Regions from separate parts of the Homo sapiens genome. Here region 2 is linked to region 1. The links are chromatin contacts, found by Hi-C or POLR2A ChIA-PET in ENCODE. All regions are on one chromosome and are shown on one strand. Each heading gives the region's core, a stretch centred on a gene start or an enhancer-like site at or near the end of the contact. The rest is flanking DNA. Distances are from core to core; before and after follow the strand shown. Region 1 holds the start of SCAND1 (SCAN domain containing 1). Region 2 overlaps DLGAP4 (DLG associated protein 4).

Region 1 (6,951 bases), core at 2,565-5,064:
AAGTTAAAATTTAAAAGCTTACAAAGTATAAAAGTTGGTCAGGCAAGGTGCCTCAGATCTGTAATCCTAGCACTTAGGGAGGCTGAGGATGGAGACCCTGTCTCTAAATAAAAGGCTGGGTGCCGTCGCTCACGCTTGTAACCCCAGCACTTTGGGAGGCCAAGGCGGCCAGATCACCTGGGGTCAGGAGTTCAAGACCAGCCTGGCAAACATGGCAAAACCCCATCTCTACTAAGAATACAAAAATTAGCATGGTGGCGCATGCCTGTAGTCCCAGCTACTTGGGAGGCTGAGGCAGGAGAATTGCTTGAACCCAGGAGGAGGAGGTTGCAGTGAGTCGAGATCGTACCACTGCACTCTAGCCTGGGCAACAGAGTGAAACTGTCTCAACAAAACAAAAAACAAAAACAAAAAGTTATGGTGAACTAAGGCTAATTTATTATTGTAGAAAGAAAATTAAAAAAAATAAGTTTAGTAGTTCGTGACCAGCCTGGGCAACATGGTGAAACCCCATCTCTACAAAAATTAGCCAGGCATGGTGGCATGCACCTGTATTCCTAGCTACTTGGGAGGCTGAGGCAGGAGGATCACCTAGGCCTGGGAGCCAGAAGTTGCAGTGAACCTAGATTGTGCCACTGTACTCCAGCCTGGGCAACAAAGTGAGATCCTCTCTCAAACAAAAAAAAATTAGTCTATGTGTTCAGTGTTTATATAAATTCTGGAGTAGCGTACAGTAACGTCCTACATCTTCACATTCACTCACCACTTACCCAGCCAGAACAATGTCCAGTCCCGCAAACTCTTATTTTTTACTTTTATATATATATATATATATGTGTGTGTGTGTGTATATGTATATATGCATATATATATGTGTATGTGTATATATGCATGTGTGTATATATACATATATAAATATATATAAATGTTTTTTTTTTTTTTTGAGATGGAGCCTCACCGTGTTGCCTAGGCTGGTGTGCAATGGCGCGATCTCAGCTCACTGCAACCTTCGCCTCCCAGGTTCAAACAATTCTCCTCCCTCAGCCTCCTGAGTAGCTAGGATTACAGTTGCCCGCAACCAAGCCCAGATAATTTTTGTATTTTGAGTAGAGATGGGGTTTCACCATGATGGTCAGGCTAGTCTCAAACTCCTGACTTCGTGATCCGCTCACCTCGGCCTCCCAAAGTGCTGGGATTACAGGTGTGAGCCACCGCACCCGGCCTATTCTATATTTTTACTTAACCATTTCTATGTATAGATACACAAATACTTACCATTGTTACTGCCTATAGTATTCAGTACAGTAACATGCTGTACAGGCTTGTAGCCTACGAGCAGTAGGCTCTATCACAAAGCCTAGGTGTGTGTAGGCTATACCATCTAGTTTGCATAAGTGCACTCTATGAGGCTCACACAATAAAACTGCCTAAGGGCTCATTTTCAGAACGCATCCCCATTAAGAGATGCATGACTGTATAAAGTTCTTCACCATTCTTTTTTTTTTGAGACGGAGTTTCGCTCTTGTTGCCCAGGCTGGAGTGCAATGGCGCGATCACTGCTCGCTGCAACCTCCGCCTCCTGGTTTCAAGCGATTCTCCTGCCTCAGCCTCCCGAATAGCTGGGATTACAGGCGTGCGCCACCAAGCCCGGCTAATTTTGTATTTTTAGTAGAAAGACAGTTTCACCATGTTGGTCAGGCTGGTCTCAAACTCCTGACCTTAAGTGATCCGCCCGCCTTGGCTTCCCAAAGTACTGAGATTACAGCCATGTGCCACTACACCCAGATAATTTTCTATTTTTAGTAGAGATGGGGGTTTCACTATGTTGGTCAAGCTGGTCTCGAACTCCTGATCTCAAGTGATCCACCGCCTCTGCCTCCCACAGTGCTGGGATTACAGGCGTGAGCCACTGTGCTTGTCCTTCTTCACCTATTCTAATCTTCTTTAAACATTACCTTTTAAAGAAGGCTGTTCTTACCTTCTAAACAACTATCTTTTTCCAGGGAGGCAGGTGCAAACTCTGCCAAGAAATCCCAAGAATGCAAAAATACTTCTCAATTTGTCTGTCTTTAATATTCAAAAGCAAATTGCCCCTCACCAACTTCCAGCCCAGTCTCACTCATGCTTTGTGGTGTGAACTGCAGGCTGATTTTGATTGTTGAGAGCAGTGCAAGGAAGACAAGTCTGGCCTTCCTTATATTAACAAATGGCACTCACTGCAATAGGACCTATCTGGGACCAATCCAAGCTGTCCATGGACCCTAACTAGCTCCTTCCTGGTTGGGCAGAAGCCTCTGGAAACAGAGTAGGTTTAAGATTTCAGAACAGGTCCTCATTATTTGCCAAATTCTTTCTTCCCTTTGTAAACGATTATGCTAGTTTAAACACCAAAAGGGAGCCAGCCGGAGAGACATTAAAATGAGTAGCTTCAGTAATGTAAATAATCCATTACTTCAACTAGTTCTGCTTTATTCCTACCACAGGCCTAAAATTTGGCAAGGAAGTTGAGCAAGCCTGGCGGCATAAGCCAGAGCTCACAAGAACTAGCCTATCTCTGTGAAGGTGTGCAGTAAACACTTCACATTAAAATGGCCCAGTAACTTGGACATTTTGGGAAGCCTGTACCCAAAGGGCAGGTGCAAGTTGGTGCCCATATTGGTATAGAGGTAGCCAGTTAAGTGAGCATTTAATAGAGCCAGCTATTTTGCGTGTAAGAAACCCAAGTGGGTCCTTGGGAGCCCAGGTGAAAAACTTCCCATGTGTGGTAGAGGGATAACCTAGGTTCAGTCAACATCTAAAGATCCCACTATAGCCAACGAAGGCCTTATTGTTACGGACTCCCAACTTCGTTTCGCCACCAGCCAGAAAGGCGGTAGGAAACAGGCTTGGTAAAATAAACCCAATAAGAACGAATGAAAGAGACACACCAGACCACAGGCGCTGCCAAAACTCATTTTTCATTAACACGGGGTGGGGTCCCAGGCTCAGGCCCCCGGGCCCGATCATGGCCCCAGTCCGCACAGAGCGCCCGGCCCTGGCCGCCCGCAGCTCCACCGCTCAGCCAGTGATGCGCACATCCGTGCGGCGGCGGATCCGCCGGGCCCGAGCCGCCTCGGGCAGGATGGCGAGCAGCTGCTCTTGCACCAGCATCTCCACGATCTGCTCCTTGGTGCGGATGTCAGGCCGCAGCCACTGGCGGGACAGCTCCCGCAGCTGCCGGAAAGCCTCCCGGGGACCCGCCGCATCCTGGTAGCGGAACTGCCGGAAACGCTGGCGGAACGTCTCGGGACCGAGTCTAGAGCCGGCGGGGCCTGGTGTGGAGCGCGCTTCAGCTTCGGCCTGAGGCGCTACGCTCACGGGTGCGGGCCCGAGAGGCAGCTCCAGGGCCGCGGAGGCCGCAGCTCGGGGCGTAGGGATGGCTTCAGGGACCGCGGCGTTGGGACTGGAAGGCTCAGGGGCAGGCGGTGAGGCCTCTGGCAGCGAGGAGCCCACACAGTTACGCTCAGGGGCTGAGCTCGAACCGGCTCCTTCCAGTTTCTCCGGTGGCACCGCCGCGGGACTCCCAGTGGCCGCCAAGATCGGCTCCGTAGCCGCCATAACTCCAGCTCCGGGCGTCACTCTTTGTCCGGTAGCTGTGTGCTCAGCACTGCGTCTGCGCGGGGGTGGGGTGAGCAGGGAGACGTTTCCGGTTAAAGGGCAGAGCTCGCGTCACCCTTGAGGGAGTCGGACTCGGGACCGGCCGAGAGTGTGCGGAGCTTACCTGCACCAGCGAAGCGCCTGCGGCAGCCGGAAGCGAAAGTCTCTGGCTTCTCTGCGTCCAGGTCGGCGCGCGAGCACCCGGAAGCCGCTTGCGGGCTCCCGGAAGCGGCGCCCTCTAGCGTTCTCGAGTCGCATGAGGCGGCTGCTGCCCTCGCGGTGCGGGAGGGCGAGCTGCGCGTGGCCTGGGCTCCTTCCGAATGGTGGCGCCTCTGAGCGCCAGTTCGAGGAGGAGTCGGAGGAGGAGCCTGAATGTTTGGAGATAGACTTCAAGTCCCGGACCTTATCCGTGCGCCGCTTCGGTTTGCAGGTGACCTTTGCGTGCGGGCGCCCCTTCTGATTGACCCTGATGAGCTGTAGCTCTGATGGCCCCTCCTTCGGGAATGATTAGGGTGACGGCTGGCCGGGGCTCGTTCGAGTGGCGCCCGGCCGGTGGTGACCCGAACAGGAGAGCGGGACGGCGACCATTCTCTCGGGAGGGGCCCATCTGGAGAAAGTCCTCTCGCTTGGTCAAACTAGGAGGGCGATAGCACCGGCCTTACTGCGACGATGACAAAGTACAACACACCGTCTGGCGCGAAGGAGATGCTCGAGAACCCTTTGCTGTTGTTATTTTTCGCGTGTCCTCCGAAACCAAGGGAAATGCGGCTCTGTGGGTTCTGTTAACGTCAGCATTTAATAAGTGAACTCTAAATGCATTGCCCCTTATGGTGGCCGCTGGCCTCCTGAGTTGACTCAGCTCTTGCAACGTAGCTAGTTGATAACCCTCGAAATATAGCGAATTGAGATGTGCTATATTGTAAAATACGGGACTTAGTACGAAAAAACTGATGTAAAAATTATCTCAATACTTTTTAATACTGATTACATGTTGGAATATAATGTTTTGCATATATTGGGTCAAATAAAAATGTTATTAATTTCACCTGTGTTTTTACTTTTTAAATGCAGCTTCTAAAAACATTTAAATTGCATGTGCAGTTTACATTATATTTCTGTTGAGCAGCCTTGGGTTAGAGTGTTGGAGTGAGGCTACCTTGGTGGAATCCCCTTTGACGATACCCAGCTCAGAGTTGTTAGGAGGATTAAATAAATTAAGCCGTTGGAGAGAAAGGGCTTTTAAGAAGTTTGCTCTTGTTTTTATTAGGTAAACTGCTTGCTATCTCTGAGCTACTGTTTTCTTATCAGTAAAATGTGGATGTAATAGAACTTACCTCTCAGAGGTAATTGAGAATTCAGTGAGATGATGTAGGTAAAAGCACGTGGCCCTGACAGCCCTCGGCCAGGTGGTTTTCTGTTTGGTAGCTGACTCACAAATAGTTTTGTTTTTGTTTTTGTTTTTGTTTTGAGACTGAGTCCTCCGCCTACCGGGTTCAAGCGATTCTCCTCCCTCCGCCTCCCGAGTAGCTGGGATTACAGGCGCCCACCACCACACCCGGCTAATATTTTATATTTTTGGTACAGATGGAGTTTCACCGTGTTGGCCAGACTGGTCTCGAACTCTTGACCTCAGGTGATCCACTCTCCTCAGCCTCCCAAAGTGCTGGCATTACAGGCGTGAGCCACCGTGCCGGGCCACAAATAGGTTTTATATCCTCATTTTACAGAAGGGGAAACTGAGGCCCTCAAAGGACAGGGGCCTCATATGAAAGGTTTTCTATGACCTTGCAGTCCTTTTGAGCCCGTGCAGGATGGAGGAGCAGGTTTAACAACCATTAACATGCCATTAGCCCTGATATAAAACTTACCCCTACCATAGGATGTTTCCTTTGGATGGGTAGAAGTGGACCCTCATGAAATCATTTCCATAGCCTGAAAACCTTGAAAGTCGTTGCAGTGGGCCTTTAATGTTTTTTAGTTGCTGACATGTAAAAATTGGGAGATTTCACATGCAAATCTGGATTTCTAATTTTTCTTGAAAAAACGGAAGAGCTGGCCACACTGGACCCAAATTCCTGCTGGTCAACAATCAGCTGACACTGAGTAGAGACGACTTCCTTTAGACAAGATACTCTGTCCCATTTGGTCTCAATCTCAACCATTCCCTATGGTTCTCTGAAATAGAATGTTGTTTGCATTTACTGTTGCTCTCAGGTTGTTGCTTTATTTAGAGTTGATATTTTTCTCTCTTTTCTTTTTAGAGGTGAGAAAGCAGGGTCTTAGTGTTTGTTATGCCTACTGGCTTCAAACCTTGACTTCTGTCTGGCCCCTCAGTAGTTGGGTTTGCTGCCCAGAGTGACCAACAGTGCTATTCCCTGTGTGGTAACAGGTACTCAGTTTCTAGGCCTAAGGGAGCACACTAACCCTTCTGTGGAGGCAAGAGGTGATAGAAGTCTTCACTGGGGAGGAGACTTCAAGCTGAGACTCAAGAACAAAATGGGTGGGGCTCAGGGACATTCCAGGTAGAAGGTACTGCCTGTACAAAGGCACATAGTGAGTAGGAGCAAAACTGTGGAAACTGCAGGCTATATGGGAAAGTGGTTGGGATCTGGAGAAGGGGTGAGAGATGAGGTTGGAACACTGGTGGGGGTTAAATCATAAATGTCCTAGAATTCCATGTTTAAAATTTAGTTATTATCTTCTTGTGAAAGGGAATGAACTTTTGTGGCACCTGGAATCATGAGATGTTATGTTAGATCTCTAGTCTATTTCTTCCATCCCTATTGAAATCGTGAATTATTAGAGATAGGAGGAGGGACCTGAGAGATCTATTAGAATCATTGAATGTCAGACTGGAAGGGCCCTTAGAAATGGAATTTAAAAATCCAGCCCTTTGTGGGCCGGTAAGCCTGCTTTAAAGTGATTCAGCAGTAAAAAAATAATGTGGAGGGAATAAATGAAACAAGATTGGCTCAGTAGTTGGCCGGGCGCGGTGGCTCATGCCTGTAATCCCAGCACTTTGGGAGGCATAGGCAGGCGGATCACCTGAGCTCAGGAGTTCAAGACCAGCCTGGGCAACATGATGAAACCCTGTCTCTACTAAAAATACAAAAAATTAGCTGGGCTCGGTGGCTCATGCCTGTAATCTCAGCACTTTAGAAGGCTTGAAAGATTGGCAGTATGTACACTCTACTTTGGTATATGCTTGAAAATGTCCATGATAAAAGTTAAAACATTCAGATTCCCAGAATCTGAAAAAAAACATATAATGCCTCTTCTTCGAAAAGGGATGCAGTTATCTACTTTCATGTAATT
Region 2 (6,951 bases), core at 2,446-4,945, 540 kb after region 1:
ATGTTTGGGTCCGAGGTAGATGCAGATCCTTGAGGCCCTGAATGCCCCCACTGAAGGGTTTGTTTGTTCCAAGTCTACAAACCATTGAATGGTTTCAGGTTGTGGTGCCACTGAATAGTTTCAAACAGTGACATGATTGGATTCCTCAAATGGCTGGGGTGGAAGAGGGACAAGAGGTCGGAAGGCCAGGGGGCATCTGTGGTAGTCTCAGGGAGGCTGGCTCCAGATCACGGGGAGAAGGTAAGGATGGGAGGGGCCTGGCTGTGAAGGGCAGAGGAGGATCCCCAGAAGGACTTGGGAGGATGCTGCCGTGAGAGGGGCTGCCAGTCCCTCTTGCTGGAGTTTGAAAGTAAAGTTTGATGTTGCTAATTCTTCTTTTTTTTTTTTTTTTTTTTTTTGATGGAGTCTTGCTCTGTCACCCAGGCTGGAGTGCAGTGGCGCAATCCTGGCTCACTGCAACCTTTGCCTCCCGGGTTCAAGCAATTCTCTTGCCTCAGCCTCCCTAGTAGCTGGAATTACAGGTCTACACCACCACACCCGGCTATTTTTTGTATTTTTAGTAGAGATGGGTTACCCTGTGTTGGCCAGGCTGGTCTCGAACTCCTGACCTCAGATGATCCACCCACCTCGGCCTCTCAAAACGTTGGAATTACAGGTGTGAGCCTCCGCGCCCGGCCAGTGTTGCTATTTCTTAAGGCACAGTGAGGGAGGTGGCTCTCCGACTGAAACAGTGGGAAAGGAGAGGGTCACATGGACTGTCAACAGAGAAGTGGCTTTGAGAAGGCAATGTGTCCCTGATCCTGACCTAGCTGCTTGGAATTCTCTTCCCAGCTGCTTCTGCCTTGGGAGAAAGAAGCAGAGGAAAGGAGGGAAGGATTTGAGGCTGGGTGGGTGGGAGTCTTTGAGCTGTTTTTATCATAGCATACAGATGAGTTGCCCAATTTAGCTGTGTGGTTTGACAAGTTACTTGCTGGCTGGGAGAGGGAGTGGGATCTTAACCAGCCCTCAGCCCTTCCACTAATGAGCCTTTTCCCTAGCTTGGCAGTACCAGCAAAGGGAGTTAAGGGAGTCTGCCTTTCTCTGGGGTCAGCTTCATCCATTCATGGGGGCCTTGAGCCCGGCCCCACTGTCTTTGCTGTAAAGCCTGAGCCATGGCTTCCAGGTTGTCTGTGGCCCCAGGGCACCTGTTCCTCTTGAGGAGTGTAGACCGCCTCTCCTTTGCCCCCTCAGGCACCTGGGAGCCAGCAGGCATGAGGCCCGTGTTAGGCCTCAGGACCAAGTTCAGCCTGGCCTCCAAGACACATGCAGGGGGCTAGCTTCTTGAGGTTGCTGTGTCCTCCGCATCCCTCGGGAAATGGAGTCACAGCCACTCCTGAGTATTTGAAGCTCTGTTTGGCCAGCTTATAACCTTTACAATAAAAAACAAAATGCAGGCCGGGCACGGTGGCTCACGCCTGTAATCCCAGCACTTTGGGAGGCCAAGGTGGGCGGATCACGAGGTCAAGAGTTCAAGACCAGCCTGACCAACATGGTGAAACCCCATCTCTACTAAAAAAAAAAAAAAAAAAAAATACAAAAATTAGCCAGGCATGGTGGTGCATGCCTGTAATCCCAGCTACTCAGGAGGCTGAGGCCTGGGAAGTGGAGGATGCAGTGAGCCAAGATCGCACCACTGCACTCCAGCCTGGGCGACAGAACAAGACTCTGTCTCAAAAAAAAAAAAAATGCAGAAACAAATTCATTCTGACCTGATAAATACAGTTTGGAGGATAAAATCTTGGGGTAGAAGACAGAAATAATGAGATAAAGGAAGCTTCTCTAGAAGAAGCAAGGACTTAGGTGCTGCGAGGTAGGGAGGCTGGGCTAGATACCTGGGGCTGGGAGCAGGCTGCACGGAGGATGCATCGCACAACTGGCTTGTGTCTGGGCTGTGGCATGAGGGACCTGCATGGCTGAGAGGGGGTCAGGAGAAGCAAGCATGCAGCCCATGGGGATGGGTGGTTTCACGTGCTGTGGTTTAGGGGCTGGCAGGAAGCATGGAGAACAGGGGAAGGGGGCTCCAGCAGAAACCCATGCATGTGTAAAGGCTTGGATGCACGGAGGTGTGCCGTGTTTGGGAATGGTGCACTGTGCATTTGGTTCTCTGAAGCTGGAAGGGGTATGCTGAGGGGGTGGGAGGGGCATGAGATGAAGCTGCTGAGATGGATGGGCAGGGACCAAGCAAAAAGGGCTCAGGTTTGGGAGGAGCCCTAGAACCTTGGATACTAAAGTGTTGGGAGCCTTTGCTATATGGCCAAATAATCTGGGTTTTTGGCAACTGAGGGTTTTTGTAGTGATAATGAGGTTTATTTTCTCTTTCAACAAATTATTGAGAGCCTTTGTGCTTGAGGCATAACCCCAATCCTGGCATGTGGCATGATTTGTCAGGACAGAGTTCCCTCAATTGCCCCAGGCCTGTAGCTGTCAGTTGACTCCTCCAAGCCCGTGGACTGATGTGGTCAGTGCTCTGATGGAGATTCCCAGGTGGAAGAAGAGACGGCAGTCGGGAGGCTCTCAGAGGAAGAAATTCTGAAACTTGTGGGTAGCTGAGGGAAGCCTTCCAGGCAGAAGAACAGTATGTGTGAAGGCCCCAGCGGGGGAGGAAGTGGCCGGGGTGAGGTATTGGAAGAGGTGGGGGTGAGGTATTTCCTCACTATATTTCCTGCATTCACACATTTGAAATGAGAGCTCTCCTGTACAAGGTTAGGTCCCATCTCCCTGCTTCAGGGAGGCAATACTCAGAGCTGAGGGGTGCCTGTCCCCCAGGGAGCCCCTGAAGCCCCAAAATCTTGTATGCTAGACAACACCACTTATCTGGCTGTGGCCTGTGTGTGCCTCAGGAGACAGAGGATCCAAGATCAGCTCACTTTCCTCTTACCGAATCAGGCCTGGACTTGCTTTCTGGCTGGGTTACTTTCCCTCTGATGACTGGCTGCCTAGGCCAGGGCTCAGGGCGTCTGAGGGTGCTTAGTAGAACTCTGGGCCCAGCAGCTCTGAGAGAGAGGCTGGAGGGTCAGTCCTTTGTCCAGACCCTGACTGTGGGCAGTCCTGTTGTCTTCCATTGGGAAGAAGGTGTGCCTCTTCCCACCAGAACCTCGTGAATGCTGCATGCACACTCTTCATGGACAGTGTCATCCCTACCCCACAGATGGGAACAAGGACTCTGGTGTCACACAGCCTAAGCTAGGCTTAGTGCCCAGTTCTTGCTCCCCCATACTAACTGCTACCCTCCTAAGGGAGATATACTCCCTTAAACATTTTGAGCAAATTGAGGTTGGCTTCCGTTTTCTGATCTAGGGCAAAAAACCCCATTTGTTTGGGACTTTAGGTCAAACAAATCCATTCCTTTCCTGAAATCCTCAGTGAGTTAGTCCTGTCTCTGCTGGTGGCCATAGATTTCAAGAGTTGCTCTAAACAAACGTCCAGGTCTTGGTGGAAACTGTCCCTGGGCCAGTCAGAGAACCAGCCCAGACTCCCTGCCAGTGGCTGGGGAGTGGTAGAAATTTGGCTCGCCCCCCCATCCCCACCCTACCCACAGGCCCAGTTGTGTCTGTACCAGAAATGAGGAGTGATGCCAAGCCTAGGCCTGGCCCAGCCTTAGCTTCTGCAATGCAACCTATGTAATCACACCCATTTTACAAGGAGGAAACTGGGGCCATACAACAGGTCAGTGACAAGAGCTGGGACCTGAACTCAGGCTAGTCTGGTTCCACACTGCCCCCTGGCTTCTGGACCCTTACCACCAAAATGACTCTGAAACTAGAGAATTTCAGGATTTCAGACATCAGTGGAGAGGGCATTCGCAGAGGGGATCTTCCCTGCAGTCACAGTGATGGGAGGCTCCACACCCATCCTTGAGGGAGAAGATGAATGGGGCAGTGCTTTGAGTTTGTCAGGGGCTGTGTGAATGCAGTATGCTGTGACCCAGTGAGAATCCCTCCCGCCCTTCCGGAACAGAGGAGAGTTCTGAGAAGCCCAGAGGGCAAGCAGGAGCCTGGAAGCCAGGCCTCTGCCTCCGTCGAGGCCCTTTCTACTCCCACAGTCAGATTTTGGTTTGTTGTGCCCCTGCAGACTGGTCCCAGGGCCCAGCAGGATGCTGTAGGGATGTGGTGATGAGTGAAGGCCCCAAACACCGGCAGCCCAGCCCAGCCCAGCCCAGCGAGGAGGGGCCCAAGGCCTGGAGAGCAGAGTGAGGTGGCTGTGCCGTGGAGCAGATGCGGCTGCTGCTTACTCCTGCAACTTTGAGCAAGTTGTATAACCTTCCTGAGCTTCACGTGCCCCACCTGCAAAGTGGGCATAGTCACGATCTCCACCTCACAGGCTCTGAGGCTTACGTTAGAAAGCCGCAAAGCTGCTGAGCACAGCTTAGTAAATGACCCAGCTTTTGGCCCGCAGCCTGTGCCTTGTGGCCAGCTGAACGCAGTTGCTCCTCTTCGCTGAGCAGGCGTGTCCCTCCTCTCTCAGGATGATGTGTTGGAGAGCCATTCTTCTTTTGACCTGAGCCCTGCCTCCTGCCTCCCTGCTGCCTTTCTTCTGGCCCAGAGAGGTAGCTGTCCTTCTGCCTGTACACTGCTCTTAGGTTGGTAACCAGAGATGCAGGTGTCTGTCTGGGGGATCTCTGAGTTTTCTCAAGGCCTGAGCAGGACTGGGACATTTCAAACAGACGAGTAGGAAGTGAGTGCTCCTGGCTTGGAACTCAGAGCACTTTGTGGCCTCTGGACTAGGCTGGGCACAAGGCACAGCATCCAGTTCCCTGGGCTTAACATCGTGGCATGTGTTACTTTCAAAGAACTCACTGCAGAGCTGTTTCTCTGCTGATGAGGGCTCCTGGCTTTTCTGGAATCCACTAGAAGGCCTTGGTTTCATAGATGTCTATTGGATGAACAGATGGATTATTTTAAATTAAATTTTATTTTTAGATAATTGTAGATTCACATGCAGTTGTAAAAAATAATACAAAGGGATTCTTCATACCCCTTACTCGATTTCCCTCAATAGTAAGACCTTGCAAAACTAATACATTCTCACATCCAGAATATCGACAGATACAATCCACCCATCTTATTCAGATTTCCCCAGTTCCACTTGTGTGTGTGTTAGTGCTATGCAGTTTTATCACATGCATACATTCATGTAACCATCCCCACACTCAATACAGGACTATTCCATCACTTCATACAAGGGTCCCTCTTGTTACCTTTTTATAGCCACACCTACTTCCCTCCTTGCCCTCCCCTTCACCCTCTCCCTAGTGACCACCTCTGCCCTAGCAACTACTAATCTGTTCTCTAGGTCATTTCAAGAATGTTATAGGCCAGGCACAGTGGCTCACACCTATAATCCCAGCATTTTGGGAGACTGAGGCAGGAGGATCCCTTGAGTCCAGGAGTTCGAGACTAACCTGGCAACATAGTGAGACCTCATCTCTACCAAAAGTAAAAAAGTGGTTTTTTTTTTTTGTTCGGTTTTTTTTTTTTTTTTTTTTTTTTTGAGACGGAATTTCGCTCTTATTGCCTAGGCTGGAGTGCAGTGGCGTAATCTTGGCTCACTGCAACCTCCGCCTCCCAAGTTTAAGCAATTCTCCTGCCTCAGCCTCCTGATAGCTAGGATTACAGGCGTGTACCACCATGCCCAGCTGCATGTTTTATTTTTATAAGAAAATGCCAATGTATTTTCCATGACAGTAGTATCACTTTTTCTCCACATTCTCAATAGCATTTGATGTTGTCACTTTTTAGCCATTCTGATAGGTTATGTGATGGTATCTCATAGTGGCAGATGGATGGTTTCTACAGTCCTTTGTCCACAGCTCCTGTGATACTGGGCCTTGTTTTGTGAGTTGCCTCTGGGCTATCACCATCACCATGATTGTAGCCCCTTGAAGGCACAGTTTATCTGGCTCATGGGCCCAGACCAGGGTAGGGGCTTGTTTCAGTCCTCACAGGGCAACAGGCAGTTGGAGTTAAGGTGCTGAGAAAGGCACTAGATCCAACGTCACCCTCCCAGCAAACAGCTACTGTTGGAAAAGCACTTTCTATTGCCAACAGAGTTCTCATCGTCTGAGAAGCAAGCAGTGGGCCTTTGGTGTTCTGGGCTCCTGCTGTGGGTCAGCCCCTGGCTGGGGTCAGGGTGAGATTCAGAGATGGTTCAGGTTCCTACCCATGGCAGGTCCTGGCTCTGGGAATCTCAGTGGAGAAAGTGGAGAACAGGGAGTTGGACCAGTGGAGAACAGGGAGGCAGACCACTGTACGGGTTTCACATAACGAGAAAGTGTTGGGGTGGGAATGGCAAGATAGGGAAAGGGGTTAGCTGGACCCTGAAGGATGTGTGTTTTTTTGTTTGTTCATGTGTTTGTTTGTTTGTTTGTTTTGAGATGGAGTTTTGCTTTTGTTCCCCAGGCTGGAGTGCAATGGTGCAACCTCGGCTCACTGCAACCTCCACCTCCCAGGTTCAAGCAGTTCTCCTGCCTCAGCCTTCCGAGTAGCTGGGATTACAGGCATGCGCCACCACGCCCAGCTAATTTTGTATTTTTAGTAGAGATGAGGTTTCTCCATGTTGGTCAGGCTGGTCTCGAACTCCTGACCTCAGGTGATCTGCCCACTTCAGCCTCCCAAAATGCTGGGACTACAGGCGTGAGCCACTGCGCCCGGCCAGATGTGTTCATTTTTGACCAGGTGGAGAGGGGGCATCCAAGCAGAGGGAATAGGGGAGAGGGAAGGTGGTGTGGAAGGAAAAGACCAGGGGGAGCACTGAGTCTCTCAGTGACCTTGAAGATAGCAAGGTTAACCATTCCTTAGCTGTTTTGGCATCTGCTCTGTTGTCACCACCTCCCCACGGCACGGGTCAGGGTCTGTCACAGCCTCGTGGCCCCACGCACTTCACCTAGTACATGCCCCTGCTGGATAATAAGGT

What was found. Hi-C counts contacts between places; a loop is a spot of excess contacts on that map. ChIA-PET counts read pairs that join two places held with the same protein, here RNA polymerase II (POLR2A). Pooled maps may share reads with other maps.
Region 2: a pooled map shows a loop between it and region 1 (2.6-fold over the local background). The contact joins the enhancer-like site here to the promoter of SCAND1 in region 1. A Hi-C loop is called at or near these places in 1 of 50 pooled maps. POLR2A ChIA-PET finds 5 or more read pairs at or near these places in 3 of 52 experiments (K562, activated CD8-positive, alpha-beta T cell and activated CD8-positive, alpha-beta memory T cell).

Annotation. Positions count from the first base shown.
Region 1 is chr20:35,950,688-35,957,638 of GRCh38, forward strand. It overlaps SCAND1 (SCAN domain containing 1), which reads right to left and starts at 3,815. Exons shown (of 2, transcript NM_033630.3): 1 at 3,761-3,815; 2 at 2,937-3,652. The coding sequence starts at 3,597. The coding sequence ends at 3,058. It also overlaps a transcript of CNBD2 not described here. RefSeq lists enhancers at 3,333-3,412, 3,533-3,792, 3,873-4,072, 4,173-4,382.
Region 2 is chr20:36,489,481-36,496,431 of GRCh38, forward strand. All of the region lies in intron 7 of DLGAP4 (DLG associated protein 4), which reads left to right. Among named protein-coding and RNA genes, the nearest start is that of MYL9, 49 kb to the right of the region's middle. Within about 2 kb of position 3,696, at least 24 of the 41 ENCODE cell types and tissues checked have a DNase peak (open chromatin) inside an H3K27ac peak, as active enhancers do.